2 separate regions of the Homo sapiens genome follow, and region 2 is linked to region 1. The links are chromatin contacts, found by Hi-C or POLR2A ChIA-PET in ENCODE. All regions are on one chromosome and are shown on one strand. Each heading gives the region's core, a stretch centred on a gene start or an enhancer-like site at or near the end of the contact. The rest is flanking DNA. Distances are from core to core; before and after follow the strand shown. Region 1 holds the start of CCNH (cyclin H). Region 2 has its middle 64 kb from the start of LINC02060.

Evidence for each region. Hi-C counts contacts between places; a loop is a spot of excess contacts on that map. ChIA-PET counts read pairs that join two places held with the same protein, here RNA polymerase II (POLR2A). Pooled maps may share reads with other maps.
Region 2: a loop to region 1 is called in a map of naive thymus-derived CD4-positive, alpha-beta T cell, with 6 times the contacts of the local background. The contact joins the enhancer-like site here to the promoter of CCNH in region 1. A Hi-C loop is called at or near these places in 1 of 168 maps with a recorded cell type or tissue (naive thymus-derived CD4-positive, alpha-beta T cell) and 10 of 50 pooled maps. POLR2A ChIA-PET finds 5 or more read pairs at or near these places in 1 of 52 experiments (T-cell).

What each region holds. Positions count from the first base shown.
Region 1 is chr5:87,411,307-87,414,622 of GRCh38, reverse strand. CCNH (cyclin H) reads left to right here and starts at 1,693. Exons shown (of 9, transcript NM_001239.4): 1 at 1,693-1,945; 2 at 3,277-3,316. The coding sequence starts at 1,829. LOC105379066 (a long non-coding RNA gene) reads right to left here and starts at 1,641. Exons shown (of 3, transcript XR_948543.1): 1 at 1,562-1,641. RefSeq lists enhancers at 1,737-1,906, 1,937-2,066.
Region 2 is chr5:88,501,219-88,504,133 of GRCh38, reverse strand. No RefSeq gene overlaps it. Among named protein-coding and RNA genes, the nearest start is that of LINC02060, 64 kb to the right of the region's middle. RefSeq lists enhancers at 1,734-1,843, 1,854-2,003. Within about 2 kb of position 1,578, at least 5 of the 41 ENCODE cell types and tissues checked have a DNase peak (open chromatin) inside an H3K27ac peak, as active enhancers do.

The sequences.
Region 1 (3,316 bases), core at 444-2,943:
AGCAACAATTGTATTCCTCAGACAGTTAATTTAGACAGAGCCCAATTCCTACTACATCTGAAAAATAAGATCAATGTCAATTTTCATGGACTAAAATTTGTTCAAGGTTTAAAAAAAATTACACCAGCAATGCCAGGTTTTTCATATATTTTTCCTAAATGACATTCAGAAATTTTACTCATATCTCTGTGGAAATCACAGTCTGCCAACTCTTTTAAATGCCTATTTTTATTATCCTTTACATAAAACTAAGGAGTTGTCAAATATCTTTCAGAAAAACAAAATGAAAAGAATTTATATGATATATATAACAGTCATGAGGCTAAGACTTTATATAGACATTTAATTATCTAGATCACTTATTTTCCTATCTTTTGTACCATTATGTTTTTCTCTTTTAAATTATTCTTTCCCCAACATGCAACATTTTAGGTTGTTCACAATTCATTGTAATCAATTTGCCATGCCCTTTGATCTTCTCTTTTTCTCTCTTTTCTTAGCCAATTTATGAGACCAGGTTAGCCACATATGTTGAGTGTGTGGCTCTCCAAAATTATATACCACAAATGGCATAAGTTTGAGGAATTCAGATAACTGTGGCAAACTCTAACCTCAGCTGTACCCAACAAAAATGAAAAAGAAAAGGCTTTCCCTTTCTTAAGCCCCTAAAAACATTTTAATAGAAAGCAGAGTTAAAGTCATCCTGCCACTTCTTCTTTTTACCTGTGTGGGCTTTTCAAGACCTAAATTCTCTAGGTCTCATCATCTTTCTCTTTCTTTTTATTTATTTATTTATTTTTTAGAAAAGCTATTTGCCATAGGGAAATCCATTTTTCGGATTGGATATATAATAAATACATGAGAGAATAAGGTATGCCTAAATGGGACAAACCAGAATCCATGTAAATTTTGAACCTCACCTGCAATTTTGAAAGTCCTATTAATTTAAAAAATAGTAAATACCTTAATTTTCATGATAGCTTACTGTAAGGCTCCCTAGAGGCAATGAAAATGGGAATCTCAATAAAACGAATACTACCATACATCCTGGCTTCAGAGATGAAAACAGAGGGAGAGGATTGGCTAGTTATCAACAGAAGGGTAAGGAAAAAAAGCACAGAGAAAGAACAGACAAGGCAACAAAAGTGGCAGAACTGTAAGGGCCAATACGCATCCACTGCTTCAAGTTTTTCAGCCATGTTCCATTCTCCGAGATTTCTGGTAGTGCTTCAAGAATACTGGTCTCCAAACTCTTCCTGAAAAGGGCTAGGAATGCTTCTGCCTGAAGATCTTACCTATTCTTTCTGGGCCCCGTGATCTCCCTACATGATTGATCAACCTACTATTTCAACTCTTTCAAGCCTTTTCACAAATGTCAACTTCAGTGAGGCCTCTATTTAAAAATGAGCACCCTACGAAATCCTTTCCTCATTTCTGATTATCCCCTGTGAATTTACATCTGCCTACTCCGTACCCTCAGTTTATGCCCCTTGAACACTCTTGCCGGGCGCTTCTCCTTTAAATCTTGCCTGGAAGGGGCGGAGCTATGTCCCAGACTCACCGAGAGGAGCGTTCTCTAGGCTCCGCCCACTTACGTCTCAGTGGGCGCCCTAACGAACCCGGGATACGGTCTGTTCCTAGTCCGCTCCGGAAATGCAACTGCGTACGGGCTGGCCGCGTAATCGTGACGACAGCGCGCCAGCGCCGGCTAGCCGGACGCCCTAGGCTTCCGCGAGATCTTCGGTGGGGGTACGGGTGTTTTACGCCAGGACGCTGATGCGTTTGGGTTCTCGTCTGCAGACCCTCTGGACCTGGTCACGATTCCATAATGTACCACAACAGTAGTCAGAAGCGGCACTGGACCTTCTCCAGCGAGGAGCAGCTGGCAAGACTGCGGGCTGACGCCAACCGCAAATTCAGATGCAAAGCCGTGGCCAACGGGAAGGTGAGGTTTTCCCAACGGTTGCCCAGTTGCCCGGTCACTAAATTCTGAGCAGCTGCGGGAGCTCTTCTGGCTCCCAGGACAATCTCGCTCCGTCGTTTCTCTGCCTCTGCGGCGCGGAGTGCGTTTTTCTATCAAAATAAGCGAGCACCTTGCCAGGTTCCGTGGGTACAAAGACGAACAACGCCATCCCCGTCGTCGAATGGCAGACAAGTAACCAGTCTTTGTAACGTAGTGAAGAAGAGAGTAAGTAGTGTGCTAAGGTAGTGCGTGGCAAGAGCCGTTCACTTGTCAAGAGATGATGTTGGGGAAGGTTTTTCCCAGTAGCCAATGCGGAGAAAATGGGAAAGGAAGTTCCAGGCAGTCAGAACCACCGTTCAGAGTGGGAGGGAGGTCAGAAGTTACAGAGATGGTGCGTGGACGTGTTTGTGGTCGTATGTGGCCGAAGTTGAGTACCTGTGCAGGAATGGCTGGGGAGGGTAGGAAGGGAACTTGTAAGTGGAAGTGAGGCGTTTAACATTTCCACTGAAAGGATGAGGAACCTTTGAAATATTTAAAATGGGAAGCTAACCTTATCAGATTTCCGTTCTGGAAACAGCGCTCTAGCAACCTCGTGGTGAATGGGTTGGATGAGGGAGGGAGACCAGAGACCAAGTACAAACCAAGTGACTGAAGATGGTTTGGACTATGGCCCGCTAGCCAAGTTCCTTCTGTTACAGCTCTCGGACTGGTTTAATCTTTCCTGCAAGCTCCACTCCAGCAAGTGTTCAGTGCCTCCAAATTACCGATACTGAGTTACTTTACTTTCTACCTTTAATTCACATCTATTTCATATCACTGATTTTAGCACCTGAATTAGTTTCCTAAGGGCTGCCTTAAAAAAATCACCACAAACTGGGTAGCTTAAAATAACAGAAATTTATTGAAACATTTGCTGTTTTTTTACAACTTGTGACGTAATGACTGACCGAGAAACGGATGTTGGAAGCTTTCCAATCATATTTTAAAAAGTCTGTCTACTTTTTAATTTATAAATAATGATATCACAACTGTGAGCATGTGCACACAGCCTGTCATGATTGTTTATACTTTAATGAAGCAAAGGTCTAGCTGACATTCCGAAAAGTCGTGAAATGATGGTACAGTTTTAGTTTATTAAATATTTTCCTACAGCTATTTTGTGTAATGATTAGCGAATCTATAAAGAAAATGAGGCGTGATATATACCCTTCGTTGGATATATAAACTAAATTTAATCTAGATAGAGAAAAATGTTTTACAATTGTTTAATTCATTGAATTCATTGAACTTGTGTTGTAATTGTTGATCTAAAGGTTCTTCCGAATGATCCAGTCTTTCTTGAGCCTCATGAAG
Region 2 (2,915 bases), core at 329-2,828, 1.1 Mb before region 1:
CTTCATTTTGATGAGCAACCAAAGAGACTGGGGAATAAGGATTGGTGAAGTGCTCTATTTCTAGAGGCTTGTATTCCAAGATGTGTGTGAGAGTTTTGTCTGCTGGGGGGCCAGGCTAGTACCTGAGAAGTCTGGTCTGAGCTTGCATCTCTGTGGCCTGTGGAGACTTAACATGGAAAGGGATCATCCTGGTAGTTTATCCTTACACAAAATGGATTGGCCTGGGAGTGAAAACTAATTGTACTTGTAAAGTTTCAATTGTCTTTTCTTAAATAAAGGGGGGGTGGGGGCACGGTGCAAAAATTGGGGAAAACCGTGAAAGGGAAAAGCATTTTGAAAAATTTTTAAATGCCCCTTATTATTTTGTAGTTGCAGGATTTTGGTTTAATTTGAATCAGTTAACTCTCAGAGGACATCTGTAGCATTTAGAAAAGGATGGCTAATTTGCAGCAGATACGAGCTTTTGTGCAAAGGCAGAAAGATGTACTGTAACATATGATGCAGATCACTTTAGAGTAATTGAACCATGGCTTTTGCATGCTTTCGATCTTAAGCTTATCTCTATCTGAAGCCTGTAGAAAGTCTTTTTCCATTTACATAACAGGGCAAGAGATTATTACTACTAAAATTAGATCCACGAATTGCTATGCATAGTGCTTTGTAGCATAATCAAATTATGATAAAATAGCCTTTATTTCTTTATAGCTATATAATATAGTTAGGTTCTTTCACAATTTGTTTAGAAGTAAATGGGTGGCAGTACTATCTTATTATATTAAAACATTGCTGATTTTTGGCCAAATTGACAACCTTGCTTGATTGTTTTTTAGAGATGCTTATTTGAAGAATGGGGAGGAGCCTGACAAAGGCTAATATGTTTTCCTTTCTTGCCACTCCTCCCCCCAGCCTTTTTTTTTTAAATGTGAGCCACTGCTCGTAAGTTCTTCCTGCACATCCTTATCACTTACTGTGATAATACGATCCTGAGAAAATGGTTCCTGTTCATTTGATGTGACCAGATAAAGTCAAAAGCCTTATGCCCTGGAGAATCCTTAACTGTTTTCTCCCAGATTCTGAACAGGGCAAATCACAAAAACCTTGTCATCAGTTAAATTATTCTTGTAAAGATGTAAACATGGTAGGGGAGGGAAAACAAACTCAGAGAATCAAGGAAAAAAATGTGGCAGTGGGGGAAGAGAAGAAAATGGAAATTAAGACTTGCAATGGAGGAAAAAACAGCAGAAAGGAGAGAACAGAAAAAATACGACAAGGATATGGCTATGAGGGAAATGAAGGCTAGAGAGAGGGCAAAATATAAAACCAAGGGAAGCTTAAAACATGGTAAGAGCAGATTCCATCCCGTTTAAAGGCTCTGAAAGTTTCTTGATGGCTCTATTGAGCAGAACCCCCCACCCCCATCCCATTCTATATTATTGTTAATGCTAAAGGTAGCTGTAGCTGCAGAGGTGGCATTTCTTCTAATTTAATTTTCAGTTACTGAACTCAGTTACTGACTCTTTAGAGCCGGAGGGAGGATGAGCCTTTGTTAAAGCTGCAGCCGTTAACTTTCACTTTTCTTTTCAACCTCATTAGATTTCCTGAGGTTTAGTTCTAGACTTAAAGCACTGCACTGTGGCTAAACTATGTAAAATAACATTTTTGGTGAAAAGCAACACCTGCAAAAATGTCACACAAATTTCAACTTTAGTTGTACCCAGTGATGTCACCAAATGAAGTGCTAGTGCAGACGACACAAGTAATAGGGTATTAAATTTGTCACGGGCTTCATGGAAGCCACAGCCTGTGACTCCTTCATGGCATCCTGCAGTGCAATGATGAACCAGAAAAACTCCTTGTCTGGTGGCACCTTTATATTTGTGTTCAATGAGTAGCACACCCATGCAGACATAAGCCTCATTGAAGCAGGATTTAGAAGAGGCTGCTTCCCTGGTTTAGTCCACACAGGGCATCAAAATTCTGATTTAATTGGTATGGGTAACCTGTTTCCCATGTGTAGGGAGATTCTTGAACTCAGAATATTACAAAAATGACATTTTCTTGATTTCTTGAGAATGACTAAAGGCTGGAATGAGAACTACAGATGATTGACTCTGAACAATCAGGTACAATGATCTACAAAGTTTATACAATGCATGTGGTGATCAGTCTCTGCTGTCATGTCTTTCGGAGAAACATCTCTATGCTGGCCCAATCTGTGGATCCTGGGGTGGTGACCTCGTCCCAAATGGTCAGGGACAACCAGGGAGGCTTTACTGCCTCAGGACTCACTTTGCTGCTCAGAGAGTCTCTGTGCCTCTGGTCTCTATGACAAGCTGTTTTCTCTCCTCTGTTGTTGCATTCTGTTCTTTATGTGACATAGAAAGACATTTTAAAGCCACCTAAGTGGGACAAGTCCCTCCTGTGAAGGGTGGAAATCTAATTGGATCCACCGTCTCTTTGGTGCCTTGGCAGTGCCTATGCAACACCTTTAAATCTCCTGTAAGCAACGGTAACTTGGACGTACTGTGTAACCACTTCTTGTCCAATATCATGTACGTTTGCTTTTCTTGACATACTAGCTGTGTAAAAGTCACTCTAAAGGATACATAATGATATAGGAATTACTAAAGAAAAAGTTGGCTGGGTGGGTGGCTAAAATATTTTATATTTTATTATTCTCCATTAAAAAGGTAGTGAAATAAAATCAGATTTATTTGATAGAAATATGTACCAGATTTCATTTGGGCTTGTTCTAGAGGAGTATTTTCCACAAGATTTTTATTATTTTTTTTAAATTTTTTTAAATTTTAAGTACAATAGGAAATATATTTAAATCATGACCCATTTATTACAATGTACACAATTCTTACTAAGAAACCATGCGATGTGTTCTGATTGTTTCTATTCTATTTGTT